Regions from separate parts of the Homo sapiens genome. Here region 2 is linked to region 1. Evidence: read pairs that join two places in POLR2A ChIA-PET (ENCODE). Cell type or tissue: Panc1. All regions are shown on one strand. Each heading gives the region's core, and the rest is flanking DNA. Links, peaks and the distances in the headings are about the cores only. Region 1 has its middle 76 kb from the start of PLSCR2. Region 2 holds the start of PLSCR2 (phospholipid scramblase 2).

The links. ChIA-PET counts read pairs that join two places held together with the same protein. Peaks named below come from ENCODE experiments on the same cell type or tissue, not always from the same donor. Only the 100,000 strongest peaks of a DNase experiment are listed, where the experiment ranks them.
Region 2: POLR2A ChIA-PET joins it to region 1 with 9 read pairs; 1 of 35 experiments calls an interaction of 5 or more read pairs at or near these places.

Annotation. Positions count from the first base shown.
Region 1 is chr3:146,391,118-146,395,517 of GRCh38, forward strand. It overlaps a transcript of PLSCR2 not described here. Among named protein-coding and RNA genes, the nearest start is that of PLSCR2, 76 kb to the right of the region's middle. In Panc1, for the core only: no CTCF peak of the experiment used is centred there; no DNase peak of the experiment used is centred there; H3K27ac peaks cover 246 bases.
Region 2 is chr3:146,467,004-146,471,403 of GRCh38, forward strand. PLSCR2 (phospholipid scramblase 2) reads right to left here and starts at 2,558. Exons shown (of 8, transcript NM_001395437.1): 1 at 2,492-2,558. RefSeq lists an enhancer at 2,547-2,616. In Panc1, for the core only: no CTCF peak of the experiment used is centred there; a DNase peak (open chromatin) is centred at 2,437; H3K4me3 peaks cover 2,889 bases; H3K27ac peaks cover 3,962 bases.

The DNA of each region.
Region 1 (4,400 bases), core at 231-4,230:
TTGAACTTGCTTTCTTGTTGCTTTTGGAACACAGTCATGTGTAAAAGCTTTGGCTAGCCTCCTAGATGATGAAAAATATGCAACCTATTGCCCCCATTCCCTCAGCCAATAGCCTGACATGTGAATGAAGCCATCTGGGATGAGACAGTCCCAACCAATCTGATAATTGACTCAAAATGCATGAGTGAGCCAGGTTCTGAACAGGAGAACTATACAACAGAATCCTAAACTAAACACAATGATTATTTGAAGTTAAACATTTTTGATGTAGTTTATTAGGCAGAAAGAATATATATGAATAGTTTTAGTAAAATAAAACTTTATTTAGATATTTTCAGTGAAAGTTGCTTAGTTTTGTTGAGGGCTGGCAAAAATAAATGCCAGTAATCTCTGACATATTCTTTCAGGGTAATTCTTATGGCCACAGTTCAAAATACATGTATTCCTAGAATGAAAATGAAAAATAAATACAATTAGATTGGTTTAACAGTAGAAACAACTACAGGCATTAGACATGAGAATGATTTTTAAGGTCCCTGTATTATAATAACATGATCACAAAACATATTAAAAAGCAGAAGTCTGAGGAGCAGACCCATGAGGAACCAACTTGCAAGGGTATAAGAATGACTGTTTGCCCTTAAATACATCAAAATAATAGATTTGTACATCTCTAAAGGCCCTTAGAGATCAGCAACTAATTCTACCTCATTTTACTTATGTATGTTTTTTCATTTACATACTCATTTTAGAAAACTGGAGGAAAAGAGAAGGAAAAAATTTATATTTTCAATCAATCCCAAAATCTACCATAAGTATTTTGGTACAAATTACTCCAAGACATACATAATTGCTGTTATAATATGCTTATACCCTGGTTTTTTTCACTGCATAAAATATTCTGAGTATTTGTGTCATTAAAGGTCCTTAAAAGTATTTCATTTTTTAGTTTGTTTTAATATCTATTTATTACTCTAGTCTAGAGATGTCTCATAATGTATTTAGTAAGCCTCATACTCACACATTTTATGTTGTTTTAATTTTTGCTGTTTATTTAAGTTTGCTACATAGAGTGTACATTGCTAGTTACTATATTGTACACAATTATTTGTCTGCATCTGAAAGAATATAAACATTAAATTTTTGACAAATGTTTTTAATTTATTCCTCTAAAGGTTGTACCTATAGCTCATGAGCACTTGATTCCTTAAATCTTCATCAGCATTGAGCATACATCATTAGAAATAAAAACTTTAATACATGATAAACAAAAAATGGTATTTTATCCTTTATTTTTTGCTTCTCTTGTGTGTTTTTGGAGACGCTTTCTTAAGTTTAGTGGTTTTTATTCCCTCTTTGATAGTTATTTGAATTATTTTTCATAATATTTGTACATTTTCGTTAAGTATTTGATATTTTTCTTAATTAAATATCATTTTTATTAACATAAGAACATTAGTCCTTGGTCATATTTGTTGTGTATTTCCTTAATTTATTATTTTCCTTATTTCCTATACTTTCCTTAATTTATTATTTGCTTTTAAATATTTAATATTATGAGGTTTTATGGGGTACACACATTTAAACTATTTAAATTTAGTAGTCTGTTACTTTATGATTTTCTTGCTTTGAAAGACCTATTTTGTCTAGAGTACAAGTATGGGTACTCTTTGTTTATTTTTGTTTGCTTAATGGTTCAATATCTCCTTCATTATGCTTCCTTGGGTTTATTCTTTTTTTTTTTCCTAACTTTATAGCTTTAGCTAATTAATTTAGCTTATTAATTTTTCTCTTTTCTTCAATAATTATAGCTATAGAGTTTTGAGATGTAATATTTTATTACATATTTTAAAGTATTTTAAATTTTTTGTTACGGCTTTTTAAAAAAATAATTGGGTTATTTACATTCCTTTTTTTTTTTTTTTTTTTGAGACAGAGTCTCGCTCTGTTGTCCAGGCTGGAGTGTAGTGGCGTGATCTTGGCTCACTGCAAGCTCCGCCTCCCTGGTTCACGCCATTCTCCTGCCTCAGCCTCCCAAGTAGCTGGGACTACAGGCGCCCACCACCACGCCCAACTAATTTTTTGTATTTTCAGCAGAGACAGGGTTTCACCGTGTTAGTCAGGATGGTCTTGATCTTCTGGCCTCGTGATCTACACGCCTCGGCCTCCCAAAGTGCTGGGATTACAGGCGTGAGCCACCGTGCCCAGCCTACATTTCTATATGTATAAAACATTTAAAAATATTTATTAACCTCTAATTGAGTGTTGTTTGCTCATATACTAAGGTCTAAATGATAATGATTCTCTCTAATTTGTCGAGACTTGCTTCTTGGCCCACTATTATATTAATTTTTGTAAACAATATTTATTTGAGAAAAATGTGTGTTGTCTAATTGTTTGATAAAAAGTTCAGCTGGGCACAGTGGCTCACGTCTGTAATCCCAGCACTTTGGGAGGCCGAGGCGGGCAGATCACGAGGTCAAGAGATTGAGACCATCCTGGCCAACATGGTGAAACTTCTTCTCTACTAAAACTACAAAAATTAGCTGGGCGTGGTGGCATGCGCTTGTAGTCCCAGCTACTGGGGAGGCTGAGGCAGGAGAATCGCTTGAACCCGGGAGGCAGAGGTTGCAGTGAGCTGAGATTGTGCCACTGCACTGCACTCCAGCCTGGCGACAGAGACTCCGTCTCAAAAAAAAAAAAAAAACTTCTAAATAAGACCATTAATCAACTTATTCATTTTGTTGTTCAAATTTTAAATAACTTTACTAATGTTCTGTCTCTTATATCTAGTATAAATGAAGAGATGTGAGTAAATTCCGCATTTTGATGATGGGTTTGTCATTCTAACTTTTTAACACTTGTCTCTATATTTTGAAGTTAATATTACATGCATACAGGTCTAGAATTATTACATCTTGTTTGAATAGAAGCTTTATCATTGTAGTTACCCATTTTGTTTCTGTTTCTATTTTTTGGAGTCTTAATGTCTTTTTTTTCCCCTGGTATTAATTTAGCTTCCCTAGCTTTCTTGTGGTTAGTATTTATCCATATTCTCTTTCTTTCCATTTTTTGGTCATTAATTTAGATTTGTCTTTTTAAAAGAGACTACAGATACTTTAAAAATCCAATTTAACAATTTCTTTTCTTTTCTTTTCTTTTTTTTTGAGATGGAGTTTCGCTCTTGTTGTCCAGGCTGGAGTGCAGTGGTGCAATCTCAGCTCACCGCAACCTCTGCCTCCTGGGTTCAAGCGATTCTCCTGCCTCAGCCTCCCGAGTAGCTCAGATTACAGGCATGTGTCACCTGCTCGGCTGATTTTGTATTTTTAGTAGAGACGGGGTTTCTCCATGTTGGTCAAGCTGGTCTCGAACTCCTGACCTCAGGTGATCTGCCCACCTCGCCCTCCCAAAGTGCTGGGATTAAAGGTGTCAGCCACCGTGCCTGGACCAATTTAACAATTTCTATCTATCAACTGGTAATTACAGAAGGTTTACAAATAATGTCATTTTGTTAAATGTTGTTTTGTTATAATGTTGATGACAAAAATAATTAGTTTTATTCTATATCATTGTGCTTAAATTTGCAGTTTCCAAGAGCCTATTGATGACTGATATGGTTTGGCTCTGGGTGTCCACCCAAATCTTAACTTGAATTATAATCCCTATGTGTTGAGGCAGGGTCCTGTAATCCCCAAGTGGGGAGGGAGGGAAGTGATTGGATCATGGGGGCAGTTTCCTCCAGGCTGTTCTTGTGATAGCCAGTGAGTTCTCAGGAGATCTGATGATTTTATATGCATCTGGCATGTCCCGTGCTTGTACTCACTGTTTCCTGCCGCCTTGTGGAAAAGGTGCCTGCTTCCCCTTCACCTTCCACCATAATTGTAAGTTTCCTGAAGCCTCCCTAGCTATGTGTAACTGTGAGTCAGTCAAACCTCTTTCCTCTATGAATTACCCAGTTTCAGGTATTTCTTTATAGCAGTGCAAAAATGAACTAATACAATGACATTAAGTGAGGATTAGGAAAAAGGAACATAACCTTAGAGGGATCATCTAAAGTTCAATAAAATTTAAGAGCAAATAAAACGCTAAACATATCTGTGATATTATTAGAAAAATAAAATAATAGCAAATATTTAATTTGTGAATTTAAAAAGAAGCAAAACTAAAACACTAGTCAACAAAAGTATATAAGTTGTGAGAAAGAGATTAGAATTAAAATGTTTTTAAGGTCTTTGTATTGCGCAAGAGATAGAGCTAAATCAAATAATATCTATAGTTTCCAAATTAACAATATATTACCATTTAAATAAAGTGTAACAAGCATGTATTAATAAATTTTACATTGTAAGAGATAACTATAAGTCACACTGAATGAACCATATTTTTACTATTTTCAGTGA
Region 2 (4,400 bases), core at 177-4,176, 76 kb after region 1:
TAACAACAAATTTTGGGAAATGAAAAGCACAGTTGTTACTACTGATTAACTAAAGTGCTTTGGCTTTTAAATTTAGCACTGTTCAAGGCAGTGCTATAGAGTGTGTGTACAGGTACACATATGTGTACATACATATATCCACATATATGTACACATGTATAAATGTATAAGTACATAAATACTCACTTAACATAAAGCTTATTTTGTTTTTCAAGGAATATTGATCAACTAGACCCAACTGAAATTGTAGTAGTAAAGTGTTCTACAAAACTAACAAGTAAACCAAGGAGACAAAAGAAACAAAAATGAGTCTTAAAGTCAGTTATTCTCATTTGATTGCTTTATCACTGCTCAAAAACTTTTCCCAACAACCCAGACCTCCCTTGAATATTAATCTAGTTGAATAATATATTTACATGATATGTAAATTTTATGCACTTAAAAGATTTGGTTACCATCTAATTACTACCATTTGATTAATATTCAAGGAATCTTAACCAAAGGCATAGAGCATGAAAGGCACTGTACAGGCACTAAAAAATGGAGGAGTCAGGCAGTTAATAAAATTAAATATATTCCAGCACATTATATTAATTAAATTTATTATAAATATATTATGGATAACACATATATAACAATACAAATGTATTTGTACATATACAAATACATTAAGCACTATGAATACAAATAATGGTACAATAAAAAGGATATGGAGTCATTGATTTAGTTGGAGTAGTGGTGGCATTGTCAGGAAAGTCAGAGCGGAGAGTTGAAAAAAGTCTAGAATCAGCCAGGCCATAGGGATGTATGAGGGGCGTGGTAGGGCATTATAGACAGAGGGAAGCTCACTAGTAGAAGTCCTAAGCTGCAGGAAACTGGGCTTATTCGGGAAATGAAAATTTATGAAATTACAGAGCCAAAGATGGACAGACCCTTAGAGATGAGGATGGAAAGGTGCACAAGGGCCAGTTCACAAATGTTTAAAGTCGCTCTACCTGCACTTTAAGACCTCAAAGGCCAGAGCTTGGTTTGTCTTATCCAAGACAAGCCACTTAATCTGTGTTTGTTAATTCAACAATGAGTGTACAGTATTATTTTGCTCTTTTCAGTCAGTAAGAATAGTTCCCTTACAGATCTGAAGGCTGCTTCATGTACAGTGAGACCCAGGTATTTTACACTTGTCTATCCAACTGCAGCAATCCACTCATTTTCCTTTGTATGTGTTTTTCATTTCCTTGTGCTTGTTCATTGCTCAAAACCCTTCTATTGTAAACATCAGGGTGGCAATAAGAGAAAGGTTTGCTCTTAGGAAAAGTTCAAGAAAGAAAGGAGCCCCCAAACCGCCTGACACTTCTAAGTGTCACTGGTACTAACCATGTATCTCAGTGTCATAAGCGGGAAGAAACAACGACTGCCTGTTCCTGCAACTGGCAAGTGGCCATGCCAAGACTTCCAGAAATAACAGTGAATGAATGAAACCACATGGGAACCAGAGAGTCAGCTTGGAGAGGCAGGGACTTTGTCAAATATTTAAAATAATAAACGCTAACTTTCACTGAGTACTTTCTGTAGTGCCAGGCACTGCTCTAAGAACTTTACATTAACACACATTAATTACTGCTCAAAAACCTTTCCTAACAACCCAGACCTCCCTCACAAATAGGAGTTTTCCTTTCTTCTTTATAAATGAGAAAACTAAGCCCATAAAGATAAAATGTTTACTTAATGCTGTACAGCTCAGTAACTAGCTGAATTGAAATTATTCATGATTCATGTCCGTTGCATTTATGTTCCTATTTCGTTGAAAAACAAACAAAAAATCTCACATTCTCCCAATGTGCCAAATTTCAGTGTAATACTCTGTAGCTCATTTAATACTTACACAATTTCAGAAATGAGGCAATGGAAAGAACATATATGAAGAAAGTGGCTGACAGTCCACAGATGTGAAGCAGTAGAGGCCGAATTTAAAGTCGGGGAGCCTGACTGGAGCTAATGGTCTTAGGAACCGCGCTACATACCGCCACTATCTTTCCTAAGCTGGTATTGTAGAGGGCCTAGCATAGACGTGGGCTCCTGGCGGACTTCATTGAATACTTACTGATAAATGACAGCTTGCAGGCTGTATTAACCGTCCCTTCTAATAGCCCCACTATGCTGGCACATGCTCCTGAGCCCAGACTCTGCCCAGGATTCAGGGCCGCTCTCTACCTGTAAAGCAGTGTAGCTAAGGGGAAGCTGAGCCCCGCAAGGCGTTTTCAGGCAGGACACCCCTTGTCATTCGAACGGTTCTGGTGTGAGCCAGGGTACAGCTGGGCCGCCTGGGGCCCCTTGCCGAGTTTCCGTTCCACTTCAGGTGTCGCTTCCCGCGGCCCATTGGGCCCTTGCCCCGCCCTCTGACGCAAACACAATTATGGGGCGGAGCATCGTCCCCACTAGCCAGGCACACCCCAGTCCCATAGGGAGGCGACTGAGAAAGCCGCCCCCTTACCCGTGGCTGCAGCTGCTCCCGCACAGCCCTGAGCGAGCCGAGGTCCTAGCGTGGCTTCCTCCCGTCTGCCCCGTGACTGCCAGGCACACCTGTTGCACAGCCCTCCCGGAAGTCGGCGGAAAAGGGGCCTGGACCAGCCTCAGAGTCTACACCTGCAGCAGCCCCTAGTTTAGGTTTCTGGACCCCAAGGGTACAACAAGGCTTCCCTCCCCTGGTCCCTGCGCGGGCTCAGAGGATCCGGCTTTGCTGCTGGAGCGCGGCCGAGCTGGGGGCGCGACTGCACCCACCCCCCCACGCCGTGTGCGACGCGCAGCTGCCGCCCAGCCCGTCCCGTCTCCCTCTCCCCATCCCCGTCCCCTTTTTTGCTCTTTGGAGAGACTCCGGAAACGTTTCTCCGGTGGTTAAGGGCACAGATGAACTGGGACGTCGACACCAGCTGGAACTGGAAAATCATCAGGCGGGGAGTGGCCTACCCCGGGAACTTCCTTAACTCTGCTCTTGACCTCCATCCCTTAGAAGCCTGTAGCTTTTCAAGGTGAGGGAGCTTAGACTACAAAAGAGGAGCGGTCGAGATTATTTTATCTCTAGCCCTTGCCCTTCTCCCTTTTCTTTCCAACAAAAGGCATTTTTAAGTTAAGAGTGAAAATGATGAGGCGTGTAGAATGTTTAATTTTTCAGGACGCGCCTTTGATTTTTCAGGGTGTGCCTGCAACTGGCACACCCTCATGCAATAAATAAATACATATTGCACTGACGTTTCTACTGATTTTTTAAAAATTTATTTACACGCCTGAAACCCTAGCATTTTGGGAGGCCGAGGCAGGCGGATCACCTGAGACCAGGAGTTCAAGACCAGCCTGGACAACATGGTGAAACCCCGTCTCTACTAAAAATACAAAAATGAGCCAGGTGTGGTGGTGTGCCCCTGTAATCCCATCTACTGGGGAGGCTGAGGCAGGAGAAAAATCGCTTGAACCCGGAAGGCAGAGGTTGCAGTGAGTCGAGATCCAGCCACTACACTCCAGCCTGGGAGAGAGAGCAAGACTCGTCTCAAACAAACAAACAAAAACACATGATCTTCCAAACAATAACACCATATATGGAGAAAAATGAAACCTCACCCTCTCCATTCCCGGTGCTGTTCTCCCGATTACCCTGCTAACCAAGGTTGACACAAACATTTGAAGACACACTAAGAGAGGTGGGGGGAGGGAAGAAAAAAGGGAATGGAAGGGAGGAAGGTGGAGAAAGAAATTGAGAAAATAAGATAGAAAAAGGAAGAAGGAAAATCGAGCTACCTGAGTTTGAATTCTTTCTTTTTTACTTCCTGTGCCTGTGACTTGTGAAAATTACTTGACAATCTCTTTGCCTGTTTTCTAATCGGTAAAATGAGAGTAGTAATGGTATCTACCACAGAGGATTTTTATGATGATTAAGGAAGTTAAAATATATAAAGAATTTAGAATGATGTTTGCCATAGAGTAAGCGCTCAGTAAATGTTATATACATACAAATAAGTATATACACAGCTACACAGTGTTTTTGTTTTTTTGTTTTTTTTTTACATAAAGAGGATTATTTTATACAGCTCTTCTCTGATGTGTTTTTCACCTAACAGTGCATCTTGGAAATCTCTATCCCTCTAATACAGAACTGTGTCATTGATCTAATAATCTAGGTACTGTTTCCAAGTTTTATCAATTATAAATTGTGCTGTAGTCATCATCTTTGCACATATCTTTCTGTATACAATAAAAAAAACATTTTATTCTTTTACCAATAAGTCATGGGATTTCTAATTTTTCCACACCTCTTCGATTCTAGAATACCAATTCTAAATGTTTCCTACTGTGAATGGCAAGCATTATCTTATTTTTTGTTTGTTGATTCTGATTGTTAATGAGATTGA